2 separate regions of the Homo sapiens genome follow, and region 1 is linked to region 2. A link is a loop called in an ENCODE intact Hi-C map of the cell type or tissue named here. Cell type or tissue: chondrocyte. All regions are shown on one strand. Links, peaks and the distances in the headings refer to the core of each region. The heading gives the core; the rest is flanking DNA.

The links. A loop is a pair of places that touch in the nucleus more often than their neighbours do. Peaks named below come from ENCODE experiments on the same cell type or tissue, not always from the same donor. Only the 100,000 strongest peaks of a DNase experiment are listed, where the experiment ranks them.
Region 1: it touches region 2 in a loop (6-fold over the local background); 19 of 110 quality-filtered maps call a loop at or near these places.

What each region holds. Positions count from the first base shown.
Region 1 is chr6:43,329,798-43,340,945 of GRCh38, reverse strand. It overlaps ZNF318 (zinc finger protein 318), which reads left to right. Exons shown (of 10, transcript NM_014345.3): 9 at 38-156; 10 at 444-4,876. The coding sequence ends at 3,788. Among named protein-coding and RNA genes, the nearest start is that of CRIP3, 27 kb to the right of the region's middle. RefSeq lists an enhancer at 1,855-1,904. In chondrocyte, for the core only: CTCF peaks have their summits at 6,064 and 6,271 (motif pointing right); no DNase peak of the experiment used is centred there.
Region 2 is chr6:42,895,994-42,907,141 of GRCh38, reverse strand. No RefSeq gene overlaps it. Among named protein-coding and RNA genes, the nearest start is that of PEX39, 11 kb to the right of the region's middle. RefSeq lists a silencer at 5,384-5,613. In chondrocyte, for the core only: CTCF peaks have their summits at 5,486 (motif pointing left), 7,892 and 8,113 (motif pointing right); no DNase peak of the experiment used is centred there.

The sequences.
Region 1 (11,148 bases), core at 2,041-10,040, 430 kb before region 2:
TCGACTTATTTCCTTGACTTTTTTCTACTTCTTCCAGGCTCTGAGTTTCTGGTTCCCATCAGTGGATTTTATTGCCAGCTCTGTGAGGAATTTTTGGGGGATCCAATTTCTGGGGAGCAACATGTGAAGGGTCACCAACACAATGAGAAATACAAGGTTGGTCTTTGTAGTAGGCTGTGGAGTTTCCAACTTTTCTGAAGTAATTATTTTGACTTTGTCAAATGGCGTCCGAGCCAGAAAAAGCCATTGACACTTCAAATTCCATATAACCTCTAAGTTCTCCTCAATCCTAGTGGGAGATGCTCAGCAGATAGCATCCCGTATGTCCTTGAGGAAGATAATTCTGGGGATTTCTACTAAATGAATTCTAACAGTAGCGGGGCCAAGATTTTTTTCTCTTGTATTTTCACCAGTTTTTGAGTCTTTATCTTTTTTCTTCCCAGAAATATGTGGATGAAAACCCATTATATGAGGAGCGGCGGAATCTGGACCGCCAAGCTGGCTTGGCTGTGGTCCTAGAGACAGAACGGCGACGGCAGAGTGAGCTAAAGCGCAAACTTAGTGAGAAACCAAAGGAGGAGAAGAAAGAAAAAAAGGCAAAGGCTGTGAAAGAAGTAAAGGAGGATGACAAGGTCTCTGAGAAATTAGAAGACCAACTCTCTGAGGGTAGGAACTCCCCTGAAAAAGCTGAAAATAAAAGGAACACTGGCATCAAACTCCAGTTAAAAGAAGAGGTAAAGAAGGAATCACCAACATCATCTTCTTTTGGGAAATTCAGCTGGAAGAAGCCAGAAAAAGAAGAGGAGAAAAGTTCATTGGTGACCCCAAGTATCTCTAAAGAAGAGATTCTAGAAAGTAGTAAGGACAAAGAGGATGGCAAAACTGAAGCTGGGAAGGCAAAGCCTATCAAAATCAAGCTCTCTGGGAAAACTGTTGTTGCACATACCAGCCCTTGGATGCCTGTTGTGACAACTTCCACACAGACTAAGATCCGACCCAACCTGCCTATTCCATCCACAGTACTCCGCAAGTCATGTTCAGCCACAATGAGCAAGCCAGCTCCTCTTAACACCTTTCTGTCTATTAAGTCCTCTGGAACCACTGCTAAACCTCTGCCAGTGGTTAAAGAGTCTTCAGCTGATCTCCTCTTACCTCCAGACATCATCTCCAAAGCATTTGGAGGGGAAGAGGTGATTCTAAAAGGGTCTCCAGAGGAAAAAGTGGTGTTGGCTGAAAAGAGTGAGCCATCTCATTTACCTGAACAAATACTACCACCTCCTCCACCACCCCCACCTCCACCACCTCCACCACCCCCCGTTATACCTCATCCAGCTGCCCCGTCTGCTGCTCAAGCAAATGCTATCTTGGCTCCAGTAAAATCAAACCCAGTTGTATCTCAGACTCTCAGCCCTGGCTTCGTGGGTCCTAACATTTTGAACCCAGTGTTGCCTGTAGCCATCATGGCCTCAGCACAGCCAGCTGCCATTCCTTCTGATGAGACAGCTCCTGGGGTGAGTGAGAGTGACCGAGACCAGACCCTGTTCTCTGTGTTAGTACGTCCTCCACCACCCCTCTCAAGTGTGTTCAGTGAACAAGCCAAAAAATTAGAGAAGCGAAATTCATGCTTAGCCACAGCCAATGCTAAGGACCTGTATGACATATTCTATAGTAGTGGTGGAAAGGGGGCCCCTGAGACTAAGGGGGCCCCTGAGACTAAGCTAAGTGGTGGTCCATTGGCCAATGGGGAAAATAGCAACCTCTCTAGAACCAAAAGTTCAGACACCTCTTCTACTTCTCCTTTGAACAGCAGTGCATCCCAAGAGGAGTTGCATCAAGATGAGGGTTTGGTCGCTGCTCCTATAGTTAGCAACTCTGAAAAGCCCATTGCAAAAACTCTGGTGGCCCTAGGGAAATGGTCAGTTGTAGAACATGTAGGCCCAAAAAGCACAGGCAGCACCTATGGCTTCCTACAGCCTCTGACAAGGTTGTGCCAAAGCAGGCCTTATGAAACAATTACCCCAAAGACAGACACTTTGGCCATATGGACCTCTAGTTCCTTCCAGAGTGACACTAGTAGGGATATATCTCCAGAGAAGAGTGAGCTTGACCTGGGAGAGCCAGGACCACCTGGTGTAGAACCACCTCCTCAACTGTTAGATATACAGTGCAAAGAATCTCAGAAGTTGGTAGAAATCCACCTCAGAGAATCTGTTAACCAGGATAAGGAAAGCCAAGAGCTCCGTAAATCTGAGGATTGTAGAGAAAGTGAGATAGAGACAAACACTGAACTAAAAGAAAGGGTAAAGGAGCTGTCTGAGGGGATAGTTGATGAGGGAGTAAGTACCAGCATTGGACCCCACAGCATAGATGATTCTAATTTGAACCATGGAAACAGATACATGTGGGAGGGAGAAGTAAAACAGCCCAACTTGCTAATGATTGACAAAGAGGCTGAACAGTCCAATAAATTGATGACAGGAAGTGAAACTCCAAGTAAAGTAGTGATCAAATTGAGTCCACAGGCTTGCTCTTTCACAAAGGCAAAATTAGACTCATTTTTATCAGAAGCTAGGTCTTTACTCAACCCACAAGATACACCTGTGAAAATTTCTGCCCCAGAGTTGCTGCTTCATTCCCCAGCCAGATCAGCTATGTGTTTAACAGGTAGTCCACAAGAGCAAGGAGTTTCAGTTGTTAGTGAGGAGGGGCTAGAGAATTCAGCTCCAGAATCAGCTTCTAGAACTTCTAGGTACAGAAGTCTCAAACTCAAGAGAGAAAGATCAAAAGACTTTCAAGTTAAAAAGATCTATGAGTTGGCTGTTTGGGATGAAAACAAGAAGAGGCCAGAGACCTGGGAGAGCCCAGAGAAACCAAAAACAGAAGCACTGGAGCTACAAGATGTCCATCCAGAGTTAACAGTGACAATAGAAAGCAAGGCCCTAGAAGACTTTGAAGCTACAGACTTAAAGGTAGAGGAGCTTACTGCCCTGGGGAATCTGGGGGATATGCCTGTTGATTTCTGCACTACTCGGGTAAGCCCAGCACATAGATCCCCAACTGTCTTGTGTCAGAAAGTGTGTGAAGAAAATTCTGTATCACCTATAGGGTGTAATTCCTCCGATCCCGCTGACTTCGAACCAATCCCATCTTTTTCTGGGTTTCCGTTAGATTCTCCCAAAACCTTGGTGCTTGACTTTGAGACAGAGGGTGAACGAAACTCACCTAATCCCAGGAGTGTTAGGATCCCTTCTCCTAACATTTTGAAAACTGGACTTACAGAAAATGTTGACCGTGGCTTGGGGGGCCTAGAGGGAACACACCAGGCCCTTGACCTGTTAGCAGGAGGAATGATGCCTGAGGAAGTAAAAGAATCTTCCCAATTAGACAAACAAGAGTCACTCGGATTGGAATTAAAAACAATTAATTCTGCAGGCCTTGGGCCATCTCCTTGCCTTCCAGACCTTGTTGACTTTGTCACACGGACCTCTGGAGTTCAAAAAGATAAACTGTGTTCTCCACTCTCTGAGCCAGGTGACCCTTCTAAATGTAGTTCCCTGGAGTTGGGGCCATTACAGCTAGAAATATCGAATGCATCCACCACAGAGGTGGCAATTCTGCAAGTAGATGATGACAGTGGCGACCCTCTGAATTTGGTTAAAGCTCCAGTGTCAAGGTCCCCTCCAAGGGAGCAGGTAATTGAAGACAATATGGTCCCTCAGGGAATGCCTGAACAGGAAACTACAGTTGGTGCCATCCAGGACCACACAGAATCCAGTGTTCACAACTAAGAATAAATACCTAGAGCTACTTGTGAGTGAATCATTGGCTTCTAGAAATCAGATGCCCAGATGATCCAAGACTAGTTTGTTATCTCATCTGGAACCTACACCAAGAGATGCAGTCAGCATCTTAAAGTAAATGTTCATGGAAGCTAAAAAATTTACCTCCTTTCCTTTTCCCTTTCCCCTTAAAACACCAGACAAATCGATAACAACTTATATATATATATATATATCTGTAAAAATGTATTTTGTTAATTTTTTTGGCCAATTTATTTTCTCCCACTTTGTCATTAAAATCACATGTCTAACTGGCTCACCACATAGTGTGCTTTGATTGTATTTTGGCTTTGACTCTGCCATTTCTGAAATGTGGGGGAGGATGGAGGCAGCTGACCTCTCCAGTTGCTGTGTTGTATTCCTACCCAATTTCCTGGGCAGTTGATGCATCTCTGGGAAAAACACCAGAAAGCTTGCTGAAATGGAAAACTTGGAAGAATTGTTCATCTCTTAGGCTTCCATTTGGATGGGCCTGCCTTAACATTGTTTGAAATGCAGCGTGAGTAGCTCTTTTGTTTACTGTTTACACCCCTTATTGGCATGTCAACTCCTGTACTTCCCTTACTCTGTTGCCTTTCTTGAGATGCATTGTCCTGCTAACCCACAAACCTGTTTGGAAATAAACATGGAAGAATATCTGGCAGGCTTACTTTTAGAAGACGACAAATCGGTAAGGCTTATTCATGGTTCATTGCCAGGAGCAGATATGCTTTTGAGATCACTTTTATTTTTGAAATGGCCTTTGTTCATTGTATTGTGATCCAATAACACTTTGTATTAAATTGTTTAGCAGCCATTTGTGTTGTGAAGGGGTAGAAGATCTCTGAAACTTGTCTTGAGATTGAACTCATTCCCTGTTCCACAAACCCATATGTATCCTTTCCTCTACCTCCTCCTTTCCCAATTAATTTCAACCATAGTACGATGTTTGGGGTTGTATATTTTGTTAAAAAGATTAAAGAATTTATGAGTTGGCTTGGACAAGTTTAACTTTATTTTTAATGTGTTAATTACTTGGAATAAATGCATTAATCTCATGTTTCCTTCTGGATTTTTGTTTTGAAATCACACACATTTGAACTCCAAAGGAAAACTAGAACAGTGAATCCCTGCTGCCCTATTGTCTATCCGCACCCGCAACCATGCTTTCCTCACTTGTCAGAACTACTTCATGCCAGAATGTTAGGATATATAGTCTGCCCCAGCGCAGCCTGGGTGGGTAGTGAGTAGGCAACAGTTGTCTGGTATTGGTATCTTCCTGTTGTGAAGCTTTTTATATACCTTTGTGTTGACTCTCCGTAGGATTTTCTGGGAACTGAGCTCCCCTAGGACAATCAGGTTCTTGCTCTTGGGAATTAGGGAGCTCAGTCCTCAGATTTTCTCTGTCCCAGTTTCCTCTTGTATCCCTGTTGTCAGCAGTTTATAACCTGACTCAACAGGGCCTTCGGAGTCTTATTTACCCACCTGTTCCTCAAAGATAATACAAAATTGCTGATCTGGATTAACCTCCCCGCTCCCCCAATTTTTTTTTTCCTGTTTCCTTATGTACAGAGCTATAAAATCCCTAGGTCAACATTGGGAAGGATTTTTAATTTTTTTGACTAATGTCAATTTAGAAGTCATTCTGGCCTCTCTTATGTTATGGAAAGGACACAGATTTGGGAGAGCTAGATCCTTGACTGTGCCTCAGTCATTTACCTTGCTGTGATTTTAGACAAGTTAGTTTACCTTACTGTGTCACAGAGTTGTTTTGTGTTGTTTCCTTTGAGATAAGAATCGTTATCTTTATCCTAGCACCAATATGTACAGGGTCAGGGTATCCTGCCCATGTCACCTTTCTAGCCCTGGTTTTTAGGACAAAGCCTGAGTTCAATGCAGTTTTCTTGCTTGGAAACCATAGACTAACTCAAAAGGTGCCATTTAGAAGAGTTTAAACCCAAGTAAGCTTCAGAGAGATTTGTTTTCCCAGAGAACTACTCCCTCCCTGTTATAGCAGGTTATCTATAGGAATTCAGGGAACATAATTTTTAATGCCAGTTTGTGCTGATTTTCAGTCCTGTTCACTTAGTTCCACTTCCCTTTAGGGGGAGACTGATGGTTTTAGAGAAAGAGTTGGGAGGAGGTAACCATATCAAGATCCCAATCCTAACCTTACTTCCTCAGAGGGCATTGAAATCTTACCCTGTAGGTTAGGAGGGGGCTACTTGAGTGAGAAGAGAAAAAGAGGCAAAATTTATTGTAGGAAGGGCAGAACTAGTTCAGGTAGCTAGGGCTGGAGTACTTTGAGCCTAAGCTTTGGTAGTAACTCCTCTTGTATTCTCTGGATAACTTCAGGATTTACACCAAAGGCATCTACCAATCCGGCTTTTTCAAAAATAATGCTCACTTAAGAGTTACGGGAGTGACATTCTTTATATCTTCCTTGAACCAGCAGAGGGAGAACTTTGAGGATTCTGTATTCTGGGCAGGAAGTGTTGCTGCCTCCTTCCTTTTGGTTAGTGGGATCTAGCTTTGGAACCTATCCAGAGAAGACAGGTGAAAGGAAGGACAGAATTCTAACCCAGTAGCTGGAGATAGAGCATATTTTTTTGTTGTTCTCTACTATCACAGTACTGAATAAACTTTCAACTTAGGAGACTTAGGCACATGGAAGAAATGGGCCCTGAATTTTAAATGCAGCTTATGGTGTAATATAACTATGTTTTAAATTTTACAAACATCAGGAACAACTTTTATCAGATATCCTCAATTGTGAGAAGCAGATGATCAGCAATTATGTTTAAATTTGGGCAAATACCTAATTTTACCTAAGGTGTATAACCCGCTAAAAATTCCCCCTGGCCTTGCAAATGGGGGGCTTCCTGCTTTACAAGCCATATTATATTCACAGGGCACATAATATTCTGCTAATATTGCTGAATAATATAGTTAAGTATTACTTCGCCCATGACACTTCATCTTTCTAAAAAGTCAGAAAGTTAGTATTTTGGTAGCAGAGCATGCCAGCACATAGTCAATTTATCAGTCTGCCAGATTCCAGGACTGAGGAAGAATGGGGTGGGGAGGTGGACATACAGGACACATGCATCCAATAGGAACATAAAGTGTAATTTTAAAAATTGGAGGAGGGTTCAGAGAGGATGTAGCCTGTAACAGAAATAAGTGAGGTAGTTTCTTTTACATATATATATATGTATATATGTATATAGTTTTATATATACTATATATAGTATAGTTTCTTTTATATATATAATATAGATAATATATATATAAACATATATAGGCAAGCTTTGTTGATATATTAATATATATCCCTAAACCTTGGTTCTCACCTTAACAAAGCTTACATACTAAATCTAGGATAAGAACCTAAACAAAGTCTTCATTTATTAACGATTTATGTGAGAACATGGACAAATAGTTTTGTGAGCACATCTCTTTAGAGTTTAAAATTGCAGTAATTTTTATGTAATTTTTAACTAAGTTGTGTATACAATATTCATCGATAAGCCACGAAGTTGAATTTATAATGAAAATCTTCTACTCTTAAAATCACAACTCTCCTGATTTGCCCTCAACCCATATACACTTCCAGAAGAATACATATAAAACATGTATGTTTATGTTGTAGCATTTAATGTGGTTGTAATTTTACATTTATGTTTCTTTGATTAATATATGCTCCCCTTAAGTACATGATAAACTCCCCAAAGCAAGAAGTCTGTCTTTGCTTACTATTTTTTTAATCATTGTATTCACAGTGCACAGTTGTCTGGCATATAGCAGGTACTCAATAAAAATTCATTGAAAGAATCAATGTGGTAATAGTAGCTGTTTTTATTAACAAATTGTGAATACTTAGCAAATTATAAGTCAGTAAAAACTGTAAATTGCCTATTGTATTTTCTGGGTGTTTAGCACTCTAGAAGCCAGCTGTCCTCTTGCTTCTGTCCTGGGTCTTTGTATACAAAGCACTGTATCATTGAGGCATGTCAAGGTTGCCATTGGTTCCCTCACTTCAACAGCATTCTGGAATAATGGCACCAGGCCATGATGGGAACACTGCTTCTGCAGCTCCTAGAAGAGAAACTGAGGATGAGAAGGAGTTAAACTGACCTTACAGTTAGCAAAAACAAAAGGTTTTGGGGATCCAGTTTTCAAATGGCCTCCTTTTTCCTTCCAGCCAGACTTCATAAGCATGCTGAAGTCAGTCAAACCCCAAACCCCTCTGATTTGGTTGAAGAAGTAATTCAACAGTTTATGGTCTCCAGCATCCTCTTGTCATCTCATCAAAACTAAATCGTAACCAAAAAAGGTTGCCTTTGGGAGAGGGAAAAGGAATGCTATCACTTTTTATTTTGTATCTTCTGTTTTGTTTCAACATTGTGACCATGAAAATGCATTTTCTATAAAATATAAATGTTTTATAAACTATACACATGCACACACATACATGTATAAAATGATAACATGTAGTAAGGGTTATCCAGTGCTGTGGAATTATAGGCCAGTTTTTTTTTTACCCCTCTGTATACTTTTCTGTATTAAAATTATTTTTTTTAAGTTGTGTCTCTCCTACTCAGTGCATCCCTGTTTTCCTTCACACCTCTTGTCTGTTTTCCATCATTACAAATAGGTCCTGCTGCTTTTCCCTCAAGACTTCCTAAATTCTTCTATTCCCATCGATGCTGGGCAACATACCTTCTTCAGGAATGTCTTACCATTCTTTCCTTCTTCCTCTCTTCCTCTTCCCATTCTTTCCCCAACCTCTGTTGAACTGGTTGTTCATATTCATTAATGTTGTACAAGCACTTGGACATTAAATGATATAAATCAAGATACCTGTTTCACAAAGTAATACAGGTACACAAAAGATAAAAAAAGTCTGTCGCATGCAAAAGGACAGAAGATAACATCTAGATGTAATGATTTAAAGATTTACAGGCTTTGGTTCCATTTGTGGAGGATTAGGCAAGAAAGAAGTTTTGTAGAAAATAAGGGAAATGAGTATGTTTAAGGGAAGTGAACGAACAGGGTGAAAACAGAGGCAGAGTTACATAACGGGAGAACAAAAGGTAGAGGATGTGGAGAAAGCAGAGATAAAATCAGCCATATTAAGATATTATTTTATTTCGTCTCTCTGACACTCTGTCCCTGCTAAGTTTCCACCCAGCCTTCCTGTAACCACCTTCCTAAGGATGACTATGGTCACATTGTTACAGACTCTCACCCACTTATCTTCCTTTCTTTTCAGGGGCAATTCCAAAAGTCTTCAGATTTCCAAAAGGAAGGACTGCAGCAGACATTTCTGCCCCCAGAAAGGCAGGGATAGAAACCACAGAGGCCACGGAAATGATGGGTGCCCTTGTGGCCAGTAGGCAATCACCTGAAGGATCTGACTTCCAGAAGGTGGGTATGACTGATGGGGGTGGGGATAAGTTGTAGAGAAGATCCTGTCATTTTAGCTGCCAGGAAATGGTGAGTTGGGTGAGTGAATGTGTATATTGTTGTACCTGTAGAGGATGAACAAGATTAGAATGTACATAGAGGGTATGTATTTTAGACTTGCCACTCCTCACCTTATTTAGCATTGAATAAATTATTCCTGAAGTCCCATATCTCATTTTGTGCCATGATACTTACATTAAAGCTGTAGAGTTCAGGTCTTCATATTCTTCCTGGGCCCTAGTCTCCAATGTGCCCCTAAGTAGAACATCTCTTATCTCAGTTCTAGCCTCTTTTATTGGTCCATACAAAGACAAAGTAAAATTGGGTATGTCCTTAGAAGATTGGGGTATGAGTAAGCAAAGGAGACTCAGTGAAGCGGGGACAATCACAAAGGAGATGTTTGATCCTTCAATATCAGACTTCAGGGCAGCTGTCCACCAGTTTTCACTCTGTCTTGTACTTGTCCCACACACATTGAAACCTCTGGTACACAGTAGCAGGCAAGCATCATTTCAAAACACCAAGGAAACCCCTTACTCTCTGCTCATTTAAAATGCCAGTAGAGGACCAGGCATGGTGGCTCATGCCTATAATCCCAGCACTTTCGGAGGCTGAGGTGGGTGGAATGCTTTGAGGCCAGGAGTTTGAGACCAGCCTGGCCAACATGGTGAAACCCCATCTCTACTAAAAATACAAAAATTAGCCAGGTGTGGTGGCGCACACCTGTAATCCCAACTACTCAGGAGGCTGAGGCAGGAGAACTGCTTGAAACTGGGAGGCAGAGGTTGCAGTGAGCCAAGACCATGCCACTGCACTCTAGCCTGGGCAACAGAGCAAGACTCCGTCTTGAAAAAAATAAAATAAAATCCAAGTAAGGGCTGGGCATGGTAGCTCACACCTATAATCCCAGCACTTTGAGAGGCCGAGGTCAGCAGATCAGTTGAGCCCAGGAGTTCAAGACCAGCCAGGCAACATAGTGAGACCCTGTCTCTACAAAAAATAAATTAGTCCGGCATGGTGGTCCATGCCTGTAGTCCCAGCTACTCGGGAGGCTGAGGTGGGAGGATCGCTTTGAACCCTGGAGGTTGAAACTGCACTGAACTCTGATTGCACTATTGCACTCCAGCCTGAGCAACAGAACAAGACCCTGTCTCAAAAATAAATTTAAAAAAAACTAAAAATGGGCCAGGCGCGGTGGCTCATGCCTGTAATCCCAGCACTTTGGGAGGCTAAGGTGGGTGGATCACCTGAGGTCAGGAGTTCGAGACCAGCCTGGCCAACATGGTGAAACCCTGTCTCTACTAAAAATACAAAAATTAGCTGGGCATGGTGGCATATGCCTGTAATCCCAGCTACTTGGGAGGCTGAGGCAGGTGAATTGCTTGAACCCGGGAGGCAGAGGTTGCAGTGAGCCTTGATTGGGCTACTGCGCCTCAGCCTGGAGGACAGAGACACCAACTCAAAAAAAAAAAAAGGGCTGGGTGTGGTGGCTCATGCCTGTAATCTCAGTACTTTGCGGGGCCAAGGCTGGCAGATCACTTGAGGTCAGGAGTTCGAGACCAGCCTGGCCAACATGGTGAAACCCCATCTCTACTAAAAATACAAAAAATTAGCCAGGGGTGTTGGCAGTCATCTATAATCCCAGCTACTTGGGAGGCTGGGAGGCTGAGGCAGGAGAATCGCTTGAACCTGGGAGGCAGAGGTCACAGTGAGCCAAGATTGCGCCATTCCACTCCAGCCTGGGTGACAAGAGCGAAACTCTGTCTCAAAAAAAAAAAAAAAAGAAAGAAAGAAAAAGAAAAAAGGAAAAAATGCTAGTGGGTACCTTTTTTTTTGGAGGGGGGACAGAGTCTTACTCTTT
Region 2 (11,148 bases), core at 1,352-9,351:
CCTTCAAGTTGCCATCAAGGGATTCTTTTTTTGTTTTGTTTTTGAGAGGGATTCTCGCTTTGTCACCCAGGCTGGAGTGCAGTGGCGCCATCTCGGCTCACCTCAAACTCTGCCTACCAGGTTCAAGTGATTCTCCTGCCTCAGCCTCCCGAGTAGCTAGGATTAGAGGTGCCCGCCACCACGCCTGGATAATTTTGTGTTTTTAGTAGAGACAGAGTTTCACCATGCTGGCCAGGATGGTCTCGAACTCCTGACATCAGATGATCCACCTGCCTCAGCCTCCCAAAGTGCTGGGATTACAGGCGTGAGCCACCATGCCACCTAATTTCTGTATTTTTAGTTGAGATGGGGTTTTACCATGTTGGCCAGCCTGGTCTCGAACTCCTGACTTCATGTTATCCGCTTGCCTTGGCCTCCCAAAGTGCTAGGATTACAGGCATGAGTCACCACACCTGGCCGTGTCTGTCTATCTATCTATTTATCTCTATCTATCTATCATCTTTCTAGCTATATCTGTTGAGACAGGGTCTCACTCCCATTGCTCAGTCTGGAGTGCAGTGGCACGATCTCGGCACACTGCAGCCTTGACCTTCCAGGCTAAATTGATCCTCCCACCTCAGCCTCTCACGTAGCTGAGACTACAGGTGTGCACCACCTTGCCTAGCTAATTTTTTGTATTTTTAGTAGAGATGGGGTTTTGCTATGTTGCCCAGGCTGGTCTCAAACTCCTGGTTGCAAGTGATCTGCCTGCCTTGACCTTCCAAAGTTCTGGGATTATAGGCATGAGCCACTGCGCCTGGCCGAGAAATATCTTAAATAACCGATGAAAGATGTCTGACGAATTATAAATGAGCTTAGGGATGTTTGGAACCTATCTCTAGACCTAGAGGTTGATACCTGGCCTTGCTACCCCCTGCTGAAATAACCTCTTGGCCTCTGGTGCCCTGGCTGACTCAAGGAGAGGCTCTAGATTTACCTGGATGGGAAATACCATTGCCTCTGTCTGTTTATTCAATTTTCCTTATTTTCTCTCCCTGCCTTCTGCATGCATATCTGTGGCAGTGCATGAGCTTAGATGGCTGCCCACAGGGCAGGGGCCTCTGAGCCCCATCAAGGGGAGGCAGCCTGGTTTAATGGAAGAGCATTGGGTCAGGAGTCAGGAGGCCTCGGTTCCAAACCCAGCTGTTACTTCCTTTCATGGACTTGGTTAGCTATCTAAGAGGGTTTGGACTCAGTGATGTTTGAGGTCCTTCTTGTCAATCCCTAATTCCTAACTTGTCCTGATCATTTTATGGGGTTGTGCTGTGGACAAAATGAAAGAATGTGAGAGAAGATTTAAGAATGACACTGAGATGATCCCCCACTTCCCAACCACATGCACATCACTCTCCCTAATTCCGAGGACATTTGACTTTTACTGTGGCTGGGAGAACACCCAAGTCCGTTTTGACATCATAGGCATGCTTTCATCTTGCACTTGGCTGGCAGGAAAGGAGGCAATGGTATAGCAAGAAACCAGAGCCTCCCAGCAAGGATCTTGGGAGTAGAACCAGGGCCAAGGACATCTGGGAAAGAAAGTGAACCTGGTGAGTTAGGAAGAAATCCTTAGGGGAAGAACTGAAGGAGTCTGCCCGGGGAATTGACCCAGGCCACAGACGTGATAAGTTCTTCCATCGCGTAGTATTCTGTTAACTACCAACTGGCGTACTGCGGTTCAATTCTGGCACTCACCATCCAGAGCTAGTGCAGACCCCGCAAGTTAAAATGCACAATCCCCAAGAAAACTGCCTTTACTTCAGAGGTCAGCTGCAAGGTCAGGGGGATTCTCAGGTCACCCACACTTCTGACTGACTGGCTACAAATTTGGGGGTTTCTCATGATCCCCCTCAGATTCAATAAGTCACTACAACAACTCACAGAACTCAGGAAAGTGCTATTCTTATGATTACAGTTTTATTATGGAGGATAGAAATCAGCACAACCAGCCAGGGAGACATGCAGGGCAAGTGTGAGAGGGTTCTGAATGCAGAGATACCATGCCCTCTCCCTGCGGAATCAGGCAGGTTATGTCGCCCTCTGCCCTCTGACACTCCATATGTTCATCAACCAGGGCACTCCAGAGTTCTGTATCCAGAAGTTTTTTTGTTGTTGCTTGTATTTTTTTTTTTTTTTGAGACAGAGTCTCTATCTGTCACCCAGGCTGGAGTGGCACGATCTTGGCTCACTGCAACCTCCACCTCCCAGGTTCAAGCGATTATCCTGCCTCAGCCTCCCAAGTAGCTGGGATTACAGGTGTGTGCCACCGCAACCAGCTAATTTTTGTATTTTTAATAGAGACGGGGTTTCACATTGGCCAGGATGGTCTTGATCTCTTGACCTCATGATCCGCCTGCTTCGGCCTCCCGAAGTGTTGAGATGACAGGCGTGAGCCACCATGCCCAGCCTGTTTGTTTGTTTTTGAGACAGGGTCTGGCTGTGTTGTCCAGGCTGGAGCACAGTGGCATGATACGGCTCACTGTAGCTTTTATCTCTCAGGCTCAAGTGATCCTCCCACCTCAGCCTCCCATGTAGCTGGGACTGCGGGTGCATGTCACCACACCCGGCTAATTTTATTCTTTTTTGTAGAAACGGGATTTTGCTCTCTGGTTCAGGTTGGAGACTCAAGCTCCTGGGCTCAAGCAATCCTCCTGCCTTGGCCTCCCCAAAGTGCTGGCAGTACAGGCCTGAGGTACCACTCCCAGCCTGCATTCAGAGTTTTTTCTTTCTTTTTTTTTTTTTTATCAGAGTTCCATTACATAGGCATAGTTGATTAAATCACTGGCTGGAGATTCAGTTCCATTTCCCCTCCCTGAACCTCAAGTGGATTGAATCCCCAATCTCTAATCACAGAGTTGGTCTTTCTGATATGGTCAGCTCCTATCCTGAAACTGCTTATGGCCCACCATGAGTCACCGAATTAGCATAAACTATCTGGGCCATAAATATCACTCTTAGTACTTGAGAAATTCTAAGGATTGAGTCTCCCTCCCAAGCACCAGGGACAAAGGCCAAATTCTATTTTTTTTTTTTTTTTTTTTTTTTTTGAGATGGAGTCTCACTCTATCGCCCAGGCTGGAGTGCAGTGGTGCAATCTCCACTCACTGCAAGCTCCACTCCCAGGTTCACGCCATTCTCCTGCCTCAGCCTGTCGAGTAGCTGGGACTACAGGCGCCCGCCACCACGCCTGGCTAATTTTTTTGTATTTTTAGTAGAGACAGGGTTTCACCGTGTTAGCTAGGATGGTCTCGATCTCCTGATCTCAGGTGATCCACCCGCCTCGGCCTCCCAAAGTGCTGGGATTACAGGCGTGAGCCACCGTGCCCGGCCAATTTTTGTATTTTTAGTGGAAATGGAGTTTCTCCATGTTGGTCAGCCTGGTCTCGAACTCCTGATCTCAGGTGATCTGCCCGCCTCAGCCTCCCAAAGTGCTAGGATTACAGGCGTGAGCCACCATACCCAGCCTACGCCAAACTTGTAGGGAAAAGAGAGAGAGATCAGACTGTTACTGGGTCTACATAGAAAAGGAAGACATAAGAAAGTCCATTTTGATCTGTACCCTGAACAATTGTTTTGCCTGGAGATGCTGTTAATCTGTAACTTTAGCCCCAACCTTGTGCTCACAGAAATATGTGTTGTATGGAATCAAGGTTTAAGGGATCTAGGGCTGTGCAGGATGTGCCTTGTTAACAAAACGTTTACAGGCAGTATGCTTGATAAAAGTCATCGCCATTCTCCATTCTCGATTAACCAGGGGCACAATGCACTGCAGAAAGCCACAGGGACCCCTGCCCAGGAAAGCCAGTATTGTCCAAGGTTTCTCCCCACTGAGACAGCCTGAGGTATGGCCTCGTGGGACGGGAAAGACCTGACCATCCCCCAGCCCAACACCCGTGAAGGGTCTGTGCTGAGGAGGATTAGTAAAAGAGGAAGGCCTCTTGCAGTTGAAATAAGAGGAAGGCCTCTGTCTCCTGCATGCCCCTGGGAACGGAATGTCTCAGTATAAAACCCGATTGTACATTCGTTCTATTCTGAGATAGGAGAAAACCGCCCTGTGGCTGGAGGTGAGATATGCTGGTGGCAATACTGCTCTGTTATTCTTTACTACACTGAGATGTTTGGGTGGAGAGAAGCATGAGTCTGGCCTATGTGCACATCCAGGCATAGTACCTTCCCTTGAACTTATTTGTGACACAGATTCCTTTGCTCACATGTTTTCTTGCCAACCTTCTCCCCGCTATCACCCTGTTCTGCCACATTCCCCTTGCTGAGATAGTGAAAATAATAATCAGTAAATACTGAGGGAACTCAGAGACGGGGGCCGGTGCAGGTCCTCTGTATGCTGAGCGCCAGTCTCCTGGGCCCCACTGTTCTTTCTCTATACTTTGTCTCTGTGTCTTATTTCTTTTTTTAGTCTCTCGTCCCACCTGACGAGAGATACCCACAGGTGTGGAGGGGCAGGCCACCCCTTCATCTGCCGCCAATGTGGGTGCCTTTCTCTAAGGTGAAGGTACATTAAGAACGTGAGCATTGAGGACAGTCGACGAGAGATTCCCGAGTACGTCCACCGTCAGCCTTGCGGTAAGCTTGTGTGCTCGGAGGAACCCAGGGTAACAATGGGACAAACTGAAAGTAAATATGCCTCTTATCTCAGCTTCATTAAAATTCTTTTAAGAAGAGGGGGAGTTAGGGCTTCTACAGAAAATCTAATTACGCTATTTCAAACAATAGAACAATTTTGCCCCTGGTTTCCAGAACAGAGAACTTTAGATCTAAAAGATTGGGAAAAAAATTGGCAAAGAATTAAAACAAGCAAATAGGGAAGGTAAAATCATCCTACTTACAGTATGGAATGATTGGGCCATTATTAAAGCAACTTTAGAACCGTTTCAAACAGAAGAAGATAGCATTTCTGCTGCCCCTGAAAGCTGTGTAATAGATTGTGAAGAAGAGGCAGAGACAGAGTTTAGGAAAGGAATGGAAAGTTCACATTGTAAATATGTAGCAGAGTCTGTAATGGCTTGGTCAACGCAAAATGTTGACTACAATCAATTAAAGGAGGTAATATATCATGAATAATCAAAATTGGGGGAAGGAGGTCCAGAATTATTGGGGCCATCAGAGCCTAAACCACGATGGCCATCAACTCCTCCCGTGGTTCAGATACCTGTAACATTACAACCTCAAAGGGAGGTTAGACAAGTACAAACCCCAAGAGAATATCAAGTAGAAAAGGATAGAGTCTCTATCCCGGCAATGCCAATTCAGATGCAGTATCCACAATATAAGCTGGTAGAAAATAAGACCCAACCACCAGTAATTTATCAGTACTGGCCGCCAGCCGACCTTCAGTATCGGCCACCTCCAGAGGTTAAATACAGACCTCAAGTGGTGTGTCCTGTGCCAAATAGCACGGCACCATACCAGCAACCCACGGCAGTGGTGTTTAATCCTACCGCACCACCTAGTGGACAAGGTAGTACACTGCATGAAATTATTGATAAAGCCAGTAAACAGGGAGATCTTGAGGCATGGGAGTTCCCGGTAATTTTACAACCGATACCGGCCGGGAAAGGGACTCTAGCAGGAGCGTCTGTCCAAACTGAAGCTAGATATGAATCTTTCACCATGAAAATGTTAAAAGATATGAAGGAAGGAGTTAATATGGACCCAACTCCCCTTATGTGAGAACATTATTAGATTCCATTGTTCATGGAAATAGACTTATTCCTTATGACTGGGAAATTTTGGCTAAATCTTCCCTTTCACCCTCTCAGTTTCTACAGTTTAAACCGTGGTGGATCGATGGAGTACAAGAACAGGTACGAAAAAATCAGGTTACTAACCCCACTGTTAATATAGATGCAGACCAATTGCTAGGAACAGGTCCAAATTGGAGCACCATTAACCAACAATCAGTAATGCAGAACACCTGTTGAACACCTAAGGGCTATTGAACACCTAAGGGCTATTTGCCTCAGGGCCTGGGAAAAAATTCAGGACCTGGGAACCACCTGCCCTTCTTTTAATTCAATTAGACAAGTCTCTAAAGAGCCATATCCAGACTTTGTGGCAAGGTTGCAAGATGCTGCTCAAAAATCTGTTACAGATGATAACGCCCGAAAAGATATTGTAGAATTAATGGCCTATCAAAATGCAAATCCAGAATGTCAATCGGCCATAAAGCCATTAAAAAGAAAAGTTCCAGCAGGAGTTGATGTAATTACAGAATAAGTGAAGGCTTATGATGGGATTGGAGGAGCTATGTATAAAGGCAATGCTAATGGCTGAAGCAATAGCGGGAGTCGCTTTAGGAGGACAAGTTAGAACATTTGGGAAAAAATGTTATAATTGTGGTCAAATCGGTCATCCGAAAAGGAGTTGCCCAGTCTTAAGTAAACAGAATATAATAAATCAAGCTGGCCGGGCACGGTGGCTCACACCCGTAATCCCAGCACTTTGGGAGGCCGAGGCTGGTAGATCACAAGGTCAGGAGGTCGAGACTATCCTGGCTAACATGGTGAAACCCCATCTCTACTAAAAATACAAAAAATTAGCCAGGCGTGGTGGCGGGTGCCTATAGTCCCAGCTACTCGGGAGGCTGAGGCAGGAGAATGGCATGAACCCAGGAGGCAGAGCTTGCAGTGAGCCGAGATCGCACCACTGCACTCCAGCCTGGGCAACAGAGCCAGACTCCGTCTCAAAAAAAAGAAAAATATAAATATAAATAAATCAAGCTATAACGGCAAAAAATAAAGAGCCACCTGGCCTGTGTCCAAAATGTGGAAAAGGAAAACATTGGGCTAATCAATGTCATTCTAAATTTGATAAAGATGGGCAACCATTGTTGGGGAAATGGGAAGAGGGGCCAGCCTCAGGCCCCGCAACAAATTGGGGCATTCCGATTCAGCCGTTTGTTCCTCAGGGTTTTCAGGGACAAAAACTCCCGCAGGAAATACCACCACTTCAGGGAGTCAGCCAATTACAACAATACAACAGCTGTCCCCTGCCACAGCAGGCAGCGCAGCAGTAGATTTGTGTTCTACTCAAATGGTTTCTTTACTCCCTGGAGAGCCCCCGCAAAAGATTCCTACAGGGGTATATGGCCCGCTGCCAGAAGGGACGGTAGGCCTTATTTTAGGGAGATCAAGTCTAAATTTGAAGGGAGTCCAAATTCATACTGGTGTAATTGATTCAGATTATAAAGGGGAAATTCAGTTAGTGATCAGCTCCACTGTTCCCTGGAGTGCCAATCCAGGTGATAGAATTGCACAATTACTGCTTTTGCCTTGTATTAAAATTGGGAAAAACAAAACGGAAAGAACAGGAGGGTTTGGAAGTACCAACCCTGCCGGAAAAGCCGCTTATTGGGCTAGTCAGGTCTCAGAGGATAGACCCGTGTGTGCAGTCACTATTCAGGGAAAGCAGTTTGAAGGATTAGTGGATACTGGGTGATGGTGCTATCATTGCCTTAAATCAATGGCCCCAAAATTGGCCTAAACAAAAGCCTGTTACAGGACTTGTCGGCGTAGGCACTGCCTCAGAAGTGTATCAAAGTGCCATGAGTTTACATTGTCTAGGACCTGATGATCAAGAAAGTACAGTTCAGCCTATGATCACTTCTATTCCAATTAATTTATGGGGCCGAGACTTGTTACAACAATGGCATGCAGCGATTACTATCCCAGCCCCCAATACAGCCCCACGAGTCAAAAAATCATAACTAAAATGGGATATCTCCCTGAAAAGGGACTAGGAAAGAATGAAGACAGCATTAAAGTCCCAATTGAGGCTGAAAAAACTCAAAAAAGAAAAGGAATAGGGTATCCTTTTTAAGAGCGGCCACTGTAGAGCCTCCAAAACCCATTCCATTAACTTGGAAAACAAAAAAACCTGTATGGGTGAATCAGTGGCTGCTACCAAAACAAAAGCTGGAGGCTTTACACTTATTAGCAAAGGAACAATTAGAAAAGGGACATATTGAGCCTTCATTTTCGCCTTGGAATTCTCCTGTGTTTGTAATTCAGAAAAAATCCGGCAGATGGCGCGTGCTGACCGACTTAAGAGCCGTTAATGCTGTAATTCAACCCATGGGGGCTCTCCAACCTGGGTTGCTCTCTCCGGTCATGATCCCCAAAGATCGGCCTTTAGTTATAATTGATCTGAAGGATTGCTTTTTTACCGTTCCTCTGGCAAAACAGGATTTTGAAAAATTTGCTTTTACTATACCAGCCATAAATAATAAAGAACCAGCCACCAGGTTTCAGTGGAAAGTGTTGCCTCAGGGAATGCTTAATGGTCCAACTATTTGCCAGACTTTTGTAGCTCAAGCTCTTCAACCAATTAGAGACAGTTTTCAGACTCTTATATCATTCATTATGTTGATGATATTTTGTGTGCTACAGAAAGGAGAGACAAATTAATTGACTGTTACACATTTCTGCAGACAGAGGTTGCAAACGCAGGACTGACGACAGCATCTGATAAGATTCAAACCTCTACTCCTTTCCATTACTTGGAAATGCAGGTGGAGGAAACGAAAATTAAACCATAAAAAATAGAAATAAGAAAAGACACATTAAAAACATTAAATGACTTTCAAAAATTGCTAGGAGATATTAATTGGATTCAGCCAACTCTAGGCATCTCTACTTATGCCATGTCAAATTTGTTCTCTATCTTAAGAGGGGATCCAGAATTGAATAGTAAAAGAACATTAACTCCAGAAGCAACTAAAGAAATTGAATTAGTTGAAGAAAAAATTCGGTCAGCACAAGTAAATAGAATAGATCACTTAGCCCCACTCCAACTTTTGATTTTTGCTACTGCACATTCTCCAACAGGCATTATTGCTCAAAATACAGATCTTGTGGAGTGGTTCTTCCTTCCTCATAGTACAATTAAGACTTTTACATTGTACTTGGATCAAATGGCTACATTAATTGGTCAGGCAAGATTACGAATAATAAAATTGTGTGAAAGTGACTCAGATAAAATCATTGTTCCTTTAAACAAGGAACAGGTTAGACAAGCCTTTATCAATTCTGGTGCATGGCAGATTGGTCTTGCTGATTTTGTGGGAATTATTGACAATCATTACCCAAAAACAAAAATCTTCCAGTTTTTAAAATTGACTACTTGGATTTTACCTAAAATTACTAGACATAAACCTTTAGAAAATGCTCTGACAGTGTTTACTGATGGTTCCAGCAATGGAAAAGCGGCTTACACCAGGCCAAAAGAACGACTCATTGAAACTCAATATCACTGGGCTCAAAGAGCAGAGTTGGTTGCTGTCATTACAGTGTTACAAGATTTTAATCAGCCTATTAACATTGTATCAGATTCTGCATATGTAGTACAGGCTACAAAGGATGTTGAGACAGCCCTAATCAAATATAGTATAGATGATCAGTTAAACCAGCTGTTTAATATGTTACAACAAACTGTAAGAAAAAGAAATTTCCCATTTTATGTTACTCATATTCGAGCACATACTAATTTACCAGAGCCTTTAACTAAAGCAAATGAACAAGTTGACTTGCTAGTATCATCTGCATTCCTGGAAGCACAAGAACTTCATGCCTTGACTCATGTAAATGCAACAGGACTAAAAAATAAATTTGACATCACATGGAAACAGGCAAAAAATATTGTACAACATTACACCCAGTGTCAGATTCCACACCTGCCCACTCAGGAGGCAGGAGTTAATCCCAGAGGTCTGTGTCCTAATGCGTTATGGCAAATGGATGTCACACATGTACCTTCAGTTGGAAAATTGTCATTTCTCCATGTGACAGTTGATGCTTATTCACATTTTGTAAGGGCAAACTGCCAGACAGGAGAAAATACTTCCCATGTTAAAAGACATTTATTATCTTGTTTTGCTGTCATGGGAGTTCCAGAAAAAATTAAAACGGATAATGGGCCAGGATACTGTAGTAAAACATTTCAAAAATTCTTAAATCAGTGGAAAATTACACATACAACAGGAATCCCTTATAATTCCCAAGGACAGGCCATAATTGAAAAAACTGATAGAACACTCAAAGCTCAATTGGTTAAACAAAAAAAGGAAAAAAGACAGTAAGGAGTATAACACTCCCCAGATGCAACTTAATCTAGCACTCTATACTTTAAATTTTTTAAACATTTATAGAAATCAAACCACTACTTCTGCAGAACAACATTTTACTGGTAAAAAGAATAGCCCACATGAAGGAAAACTGATTTGGTGGAAAGACAAGAAAAATAAGACATGGGAAATAGGGAAGGTGATAACATGGGAGAGAGGCTTTGCTTGTGTTTCACAAGGAGAAAATCAGCTTCCTGGTTGGATACCCACTAGAAATTTAAAGTTCTACAATGAACCCCTTGGAGATGCGAAGAAAAGCGCCTCTGCGGAGACAAAAAACCCTCAATTGAGCATCATCGACTCGCCAGGTAAATAAAATGGTGATATCAGAAGAACAGATGAAGTTGCCATCCACCAAGGAAGCGGAGCCACCGACTTGGGCCCAATTAAAGAAGCTGACACAGTTAGCTAAAAAAAGCCTAAAGAACACAAGGGTAATGTGAACTCCAGAGAATATACTGCTTACAGCTTTGATTATTATATCAACGGTAGTAAGTCTCCCCATGTCTGCAGGAGCAGCTGCAACTAATTATACTTACTGTGCCTATGTGCCTTTCCCACCCTTAATTTGGGCAGTCACATGGATGGATAATCCTGTTGAAGTATATGTTAATAATAGGGCATGGGTACCAGGCCCCACAGACGATTGTTGCCCTGCCCAACCTAAAGAAGAAGGAATGATGATAAATGTTTCCACTGGGTATCATTATCCTCCTATTTGCCTAGGGAAGGCACCAGGATGTTTAATGCCTACAACCCAAAACTGGTTGGTAGAAGTACCTACCGTCAGTGCCACCAGTAAATTTACTTATCACATGGTAAGTGGAATGTCACTCGGGCCACAGATAAATAATTTAGAGGACGCTTCTTATCAAAGATCATTAAAATCTGGGCCTAAGGGGAAGCCTTGCCCCAAGGAAATTCCCAAAGAATCAAAAAGCCCAGAAGCCTTAGTTTGGGAAGAATGTGTGGCT